Linked DNA regions of Mus musculus: regions 2 and 3 are each linked to region 1. A link is a loop called in an ENCODE intact Hi-C map of the cell type or tissue named here. Cell type or tissue: left cerebral cortex. All regions are shown on one strand.

What was found. Hi-C counts contacts between places; a loop is a spot of excess contacts. Peaks named below come from ENCODE experiments on the same cell type or tissue, not always from the same donor. Only the 100,000 strongest peaks of a DNase experiment are listed, where the experiment ranks them.
Region 2: a loop joins it to region 1, with 2.8 times the contacts of the local background. A loop is called at or near these places in 3 of 42 quality-filtered maps.
Region 3: it touches region 1 in a loop (2.6-fold over the local background); 3 of 42 quality-filtered maps call a loop at or near these places.

What each region holds. Positions count from the first base shown.
Region 1 is chr6:118,850,376-118,852,875 of GRCm38, reverse strand. All of the region lies in intron 3 of Cacna1c (calcium channel, voltage-dependent, L type, alpha 1C subunit), which reads left to right. 1700080F18Rik (a long non-coding RNA gene) reads right to left here. Exons shown (of 2, transcript XR_003956354.1): 2 at 1-638. Among named protein-coding and RNA genes, the nearest start is that of 1700080F18Rik, 11 kb to the right of the region's middle. In left cerebral cortex, no CTCF peak of the experiment used is centred here; DNase peaks (open chromatin) are centred at 554 and 1,554; H3K27ac peaks cover 385 bases.
Region 2 is chr6:118,978,852-118,981,351 of GRCm38, reverse strand. The region is part of intron 3 of Cacna1c (calcium channel, voltage-dependent, L type, alpha 1C subunit); the gene reads left to right. Gm50599 (a long non-coding RNA gene) reads left to right here. Exons shown (of 2, transcript XR_001785462.2): 2 at 1-2,500. Among named protein-coding and RNA genes, the nearest start is that of Gm50599, 35 kb to the left of the region's middle. In left cerebral cortex, a CTCF peak has its summit at 1,498; a DNase peak (open chromatin) is centred at 975; H3K27ac peaks cover 1,100 bases.
Region 3 is chr6:118,965,580-118,968,079 of GRCm38, reverse strand. The region is part of intron 3 of Cacna1c (calcium channel, voltage-dependent, L type, alpha 1C subunit); the gene reads left to right. Among named protein-coding and RNA genes, the nearest start is that of Gm50599, 48 kb to the left of the region's middle. In left cerebral cortex, no CTCF peak of the experiment used is centred here; a DNase peak (open chromatin) is centred at 977.

The sequences.
Region 1 (2,500 bases):
GTTCCTAGTATCCAGGCAGCCGGGGGCCACAGCTCCCATGCTCTGTGCAAGCCAAATATGGCTGGGATATTTTCTTCCAAGCTTCTGGTGGTCTTGTTTGATCATAGGCAGGGAGGGATCCTGCAGGGTCAACTAGAAACCTTGTTATATCAGAACTACAAAGGAAGTTATAGATGTTTACCCTGGAGACAGGGGAATTAGGGAGCAACATTTCACTGACTGCTAGTGTGTACAAGAGGAAGAAAATTGTAAACGGTTGCAGAAAGCAGAACTGGTGTTCCTGGTTGGTTCATCATGCAAAGGGCTGAGCTTGGTGGGTCCAGCAGCATCATTAGGGAGGGATGACAGCAGGCTTAACCAGGAAGAAACTGGACAGGAAGGTCTTATGCCTCTTCCCCCTGTGCGAGTATGTGATCCCTGCTGATGGCTGACCTGATGATGCCCAAGTAGGTTGAAAGACGAAAGTGTGGAGGATTGCAGACTGTTCAAGCCCGTGGGCCTCAACTCGCCTTTGCAGGATTCACCTGCCAAGCTTGTTCACACGGACTGCTGGACCTACCCCAGAGTTTCTGAGTCACAGGGCTGGCGGGAGATGTCTGGATTTGCATTTTAAATAAGTTTTCTGGTGCCATGACTGCCTGAAAAAAAATATCACATTTTGGGACCCAAGCTTCAGGCCAATTGCAACAAATAAACTTGCTCAAGTTTATACTAGCACTTACTGGTGTAGACAGCCCAGCAACAGTCTGTGGCATTGGGGAGGGTTGGGGGTGGGGGAACAGGCTGGAGAAGCACTTCCTCTGTTATCTCTAACTCCTGGAAGACATTCTTGCAGTATGTGGCAAGTGCTGTCAACTGTTCGGTAGCCCATTCTTCCCAGACCCACTTTTCTGCCCTGACACTGGGGCAGTCCTACTACCACACCAAACCCATAGCCACTGATTATTAAGGATGAGAACTGGCATCCTTTTCTGGCCTTTTAGGAACAGCATTCTTCCCTACCATGCATGAAGAGATGGAGTCTTTGGTTTAGAGCAGTGACTCTCAACCTTCCTAATGCTGTGACCCTTTAATACAGTTCCTCATGCTGTGGTGACCCCCAACCATAAAAATATTTCATTGATTTCGTTGCTACTTCATAACTGTAATGACTCATAATGTGAATATCTGATACATGGGATAGCTGATGTGAGAACCACAGGGTGAGAACCACTGATCTAGAACATCAGGATGAAGGAATGCATATTGTTGGCTGCTGTTGGCTGCTTCTCATGACCTGGGAAGGAAGCCTTTCTCAGGAAAGCGCCTTGTTCTGACCACAACAGATGTAGGTTTGCTACAATGTAGAGAGCCACAGATAGGGCCCCAAAGGTTGATAGTGATACAGTAACTCTCAGTGTCCCTGAGAATTTTAATGAAGATGTGTGGTCCCTGCGATCCTCTCCATTCAAACTGAGCCTCATGTATTTGAGTTTTCAGCTAATTGGTTTAGGAAAATATCCCTGTGCCCACCCCCACAGCTCCTGCTGCTCTCTTTCCCAGCTTATGGTGTAAAGTGTGAGCAGACTGTGTGCTTAACACACTTTGGAGTCTGTTGCTATGGTGCTGGGGAGGAATCTGGTTCTCATAGCAACATCAGGTTGACTTGATGCACCTCAGACCATTGGCAGAGCGCGGTGGGCAGTGGCTTATGAGATCCCCAGTTAGTTTGGGACTGATGGAACTTAGTGTGCTGAAAAGTGTTCTCTTTGCCCACAGCCCATCCACCCCTTCCTGCCTGCACACCTCTCCCCTATATCACTCAAATAATCATAATAACATAAGAATAGAGGCTCTCCCCCTGTCTTTCTCTCTTTGTGTGTGTGCGCGAGTATGCGTGTGTGTGTGCGCGCGCTTTGGTAAACCACAAAAATAAACCAAAGTGGGGCTGGAGAGATGGCTCAGCAGTTAAGAGCACTGACTGCTCTTCCAGAGGTCCTGAGTTCAAATTCCCAGCAACCACATGGTGCTCACAACCATCTGTAACAAGATCCGTTGCCCTCTTCTGGTGTGTCTGAAGACAGCTACAGTGTACTCATATACATAAAATAAATTAATAATAAAAAAGAATAAACGAAAACATTACTTTGATGCTGTCATCAGATTAAGCTGTCATTTGAGTTCTCACTCCCCGTTGCAAGGCCAATCCCTGCACTGGCATGCTGTCTAATGATATAGCTCTGCCTATAGGCCTGGCATATTGCCGGGAATTCCAGTTACAGAGGTCCAGGGTCTTGTGAGTGGGAAGAGCTCTCTGACCAGGACCAAGAGGGCTGGGGTTTCTTCATGCAGCTTCATTCTGGAGGCTCCTTACAGTGGTAATACACTGCTGGGAGACCAGCCCTCAGAGAGGCCAGCTTGGCCAGCTTGCTGAAGCTTTTCAACTCAGTGGCCGAACAAACAATGGGTCTCAAGCCTTCTGCATTTTATGCTCAGAACTGGCCTGTGGCTTTAGGATACA
Region 2 (2,500 bases), 130 kb before region 1:
ACCAAAATTAAATCGATACCAGTGATCCACTCCACAGCAGGCCTGGAGTGTACAAAACACCCATGGAAGGAGTTACAGAGACAAAGTTTGGAGCTGAGACAAAAGGATGGACCATCTAGAGACTGCCATATCCAGGGATCCATCCCATAATCAGCCTCCAAACGATGACACCATTGCATACACTAGCAAGATTTTGCTGAAAGGACCCTGATATAGCTGTCTCTTGTGAGACTATGCCGGGGCCTAGCAAACATAGAAGTGGATGCTCACAGTCAGCTATTGGATGGATCACAGGGCCCCCAATGGAGGAGCTAGAGAAAGTACCCAAGGAGCTAAAGGGATCTGCAACCCTATAGGTGGAACAACAATATGAACTAACCAGTACCCCCAGAGCTCGTGTCTCTAGCTGCATATGTATCAGAAGATGGCCTAGTCGGCCATCACTGGAAAAAGAGGCCCACTGGTCATGCAAACTTTATATGCCCCAGTACAGGGGAACGCCAGGGCCAAAAAGTGGGAGTGGGTGGGTAGGGGAGTGGGAGGGAGGGTATGGGGGACTTTTGGTATAGCATTGGAAATGTAAATGAGGAAAATACCTAATTAAAAAAAAAAACAAGTGAAAACAGTTTAAAAGTAAAAAAAAAAAAGTTATAATAATGAGAAATCCACCGAGAGGAGCTGTCATTGCCGAGATTTGATGATTCTCAGAAGACAAATTGTTTCGTGGTGCTCGTGTGTGCGTGCACGTATGTGGGCATGCTTTTGTGTGCGCACGTCTGTGAAGCAGACCGGGGGCTTCTCTGCAGACCGTGTGCCACTTTGAACAGTTAGCAGCTGGCTTATGGTGGTTGTCAACTGCATTTCACACAGCGCCCTGTTGGCAGTTGTTTGGCTAAGGGTAAAGACTGTAGTTTAGAAATACAGCAAAAGGAGGTGGGGTCTAAAATCTCTGTCTTGAGTTTCAGAAACCTCCTCTGTGAAAACTGCGTGGAAGGGTGTTTGTATTCCACAGGAAAACCTGACGGGCAGAAAGCAAGTCTGGTTCTTTTTTATCTTTAGCCATCAGTTCCTTAAAAATTATTCACACGTTTCTTCAAAATAGCCGTTTCTTTGTTTTCTTAAGAGCCCAAATCTCTCTAGTCCTCAAATCAAATTCTCAACTAAAATCAGGAGGTTTAAAATTCAGTTATTTTAAGTGATACATACTCTTAAAATGTGTGTGTCTGCTAAGTCGCTTGTATTGGAGATGCAGAAAGTCACACTCCATAAAATACAGGAACACATGTTAGAGGAGGGGAGGGGAGGGGAGGGGAGGGGAAGGGAAGGGAGGGGAAGGGAGGGGCAGACACTGAAGAGGAGGAGGGGAGAAGATTTAAGTTTTATTTTAACCCCCAAATGGCAGATGCAGAGTAAGGAGGCATCTTGCTCTGTGCAGGAGGAGGAAGGCAGAGTTAGCAGGAGGTCCTTCTGGGACCTGCAGTTCCTGTGACTTCCTTAAGGCCACTGTGTGTGCTTTCATGGGAGCCAGAACTGGACATAGGAACTTACAATGTCATCGGGAGTTCAGGGTAAGCTGGGCTGATGGAATGACCCCAAATAGTGAGTACTGTTGTGGGAAGGTGGGAAGACGGCTGCTTATAATGGCTTTGGGGGGATAATACTTCCTTTGCTTGCCTTGTCTCCCTTTTCTGTGAGGAAGCCTGGGTTTGATGGTAGCACCTTCACCCCGAAGCCTAGGAAATTGGTAGTGGGTGTGTGTGAGAGACAAGGGCTACACATACTGAGCCCAGGTCACCCGGGCTTGTGCTAGCATCCTCCCCGTGCACTTGGTGACCTGGGCGTCAGGAACAAGGCAGGGTGATAAGGTTAACGTTCTCATCAGTCATCTGTCCAAGGCATATTTGCGCACACCACATGGATGATATTTTGACTGACTAGAGCCAGGTTCAATGAATCTTTTGCATCTTAGCTTACAGTTGCAACTGGGCTTTGATGGCATCAGACAGGGAAGTACATGGTTAGGTTGTAGCTCCTGCACACCAAGGTGGTGGCTTCCTAAGGAAGAGAGCTTTAAAGGTGGGGGTTATTTTACCATAGGCCATCTAAGAATGGCCTTTTCTCTGAGTAGTGTCAGACCCACTTCCCTGTGCTCTGAGGTCAAGGGCATGCCCTGCAGTGAACCTGTGGGTCAGGGCAGGTGTTGGCATGATGGGAGACAGCATCCATTGGCAACCCTACTTCCCAGGGCTTCAGCTCAAGGCCCACATGATCAGGGAGTTTGTGGTTGACAAGTCGATACTTCCTTTCTGAACATGTGTCAGTGGAGAGCCCAGTACGAGACTAGTAGGTCAAGCCTGGATACTGGACTATTGGCTTTGTGAATGCATGGCCTCGTTAGTAGAGGTCTGGAGTGTTGTCCTTGGCGAAGTGTCTGTGGGGTATCTGGAAACTTGCTGCTTGTGTTTGTAAAGCCGTGAGCAGCTCTGAAATCTTATTGACG
Region 3 (2,500 bases), 120 kb before region 1:
CCAGAGAGGAGGGCAGAAAACAGATCTAGGCATGCATGAAGAAGACGTCTTGATGGTTTGGTGAGTGGCAGGGAACATGGTAACTTAAATAGCTGACCAGGAAAGATTGTTTTGGGATTCAGAAGACAGAAGGAACTCATCTTGCAGGGGAGAGAGAGAGAGAGAGAGAGAAAGAGAGAGAGAGAGAGAGAGAAGAAGGAGGAGGAGGAGGAGGAGGAGCGGGGAGAAGAGAAGAGAAGAGAAGAGAAGAGAAGAGAAGAGAAGAGAAGAGAAGAGAAGAGAAGAGAAGATATAGCTTGAAGGAAGAATAGCTCCTAATTTTGTCTATCACAGTGGGATAGCTGGTTTTGGCAGTGCTCTAAAATTGTTAATAAGTAATATTTTGAATGTTGCCCACTATATCTGAAGTTATAGGTACATCCTGATCTGACCACCACACACTGGACATATATATTGAAGTGTCTTATCAAATCTACATAAATATGTGTAATTCCTGTTCCAGTTAAAAATAAAAATGTCTAACAAAGAAAGGAGAAACAAGACTGGAGGGCAGTGAAGTGGGTGGGGAGGGTAAGAGGTGGGCAGCATGGTGAGTAGGGAGGGCAAGAGGTGGGCAGCATGGTGAGTGGGGAGGGTGAGAGGTGGAGCACGGTGAGTGGGGAGGGTGAGAGGTGGAACACGGTGAGTGGGAGGGTAAGAGGTGGGCAGCATGGTGAGTGGGGAGGGTGAGAGGTGAAGCACGGTGGGTGGGGAGGGTGAGGTGGCAGCACTGGAGGGTGGGGAGAGGGGAAAGCATGGCAGATAGGATCGGGGCATGGTTACTGCTGCTTCCTTCTTTGAAAGATCATTCTGCCTGTGGATTTGGAGATGGGTTTGGCAGGGGGTGACAAGCCATATGGGAGGCCAGCTGCTTGGGAGGCATAGAGGCTGGCTCCAACAGCCAGTAGTGGATGTGGGATGGACGGATGAGGACACAGTTTTTCCATTATGTGAAAGAGACCCATGCTCTGGAGGGTAGTGCCAAGGCATGCTGGTCTCTGCTGCTTCTGAAGGCCTCCAGGTGCTGGGAGGCTTGGCTCTCAGCCCAGGATGGATGCCATCGATGGAGTGTGGATGAAGGTATTGTGGGCTGTGCGTTCTCACCCCTGGTTGGTGGCAGTGTAAGCAGCTTACTTTTTAGGGTAGTTTGACAACACACAGAGAAGTGTGAACAGTGTTCTCTCCCTTTGGTTCAACAATTCTGTATGACTTCACCCTATGAGAACATTCAGAGGGGTTGGGTTGAGGAAAAAAAGGGAGAAAAGATATAATTGCATTTTAATTTTTAAAAAGTGAAAAAAGTACTGAATTTCTCTCAAGAATAGAAAAAACAAAACCAAACAACCACCAATCAGAGTAAATGAAACTTCATTTACTGGGATGTTTTGGGAGTCATTCACAATGGTGACAAACTTGGGACAGTTCAATTTTTCTCTTGTATTCTTTAGTCCTTTGGATAATTACTAAGTTACAATATAGCCACATGAAGGAATGCCATATTCAAATATCAATATGGAGGAATGTGTCGTGTCCTAGGAAGATGTTCAATTGGATTGATAAATGAAACGAGATTATAGAACATTGATTAATATGATCTTAATTTAGGGCATGTATAGGTATAGTTGAGAGACACAGTCTTTTAGAAAGCCCAGAGGGTATATGCTGGAGTTCAAGAAGGAAAAAACAAACAAACAAACAGATTATTTTATTCTCTATTTGCTTCCACCAAACTTCTACAATAAACCTTTGAAATAAAATAAAATGGAAGAGAAGGAGGGCAGAAAGTGAGTCTGTGGTGACAAGCTCTGCAACCAGAGTTTGATTCCAGTTCCTACATAGTGGTTCACAATCATTTGTAACCGAGTTCTGGGGCACCCAGCCCCTCTTCTGCCTTCCATAGGCACAAAGCACACACATGATACATAAGCACACATACAGGCAAAGCACCCATACACATTTTAAAGAATAGGAAAAAAAAGTGTTATTTTTTTGAAAATTGTGACAGGTCCTTTCTACACCTGAAGGTGATTCTGATAGGAGGTGCCTCTGTGGGCTGTGCCTGGGCTGTGGTTCACAAAAATGTGTGCAGAAGTGGAGCAGAGAGAGGGTGAAGGAAATGGAAACTAACTGTGGTACCCCCTTTTAAAAGAGGCGTTGCTTTCAACTGACTGGATGCTGCAGTCTGCATTGTCATGAGCCTGAGAGCTTTGGCTGGGCATGCATAGAAACATTGAACAACTCAGCAGGCACACACTATTTAGAACCTAGAGTTGTGCAATGCCAGGGACATCCTGCCTGCCTCCAGGAGCCAGGGTGTCTGGGATAATGTGTCCACATGAGGATGTCTAAGGGAAGAATTCTGCTCTAGAAAGAAGCTGTATAGAAACTGAAGCCAGAGCGATGGCTTAAGGCTTGGGCTCCCATGACAGCTGGAGATTCCTGGGAAGAGCAAGACAAAGCA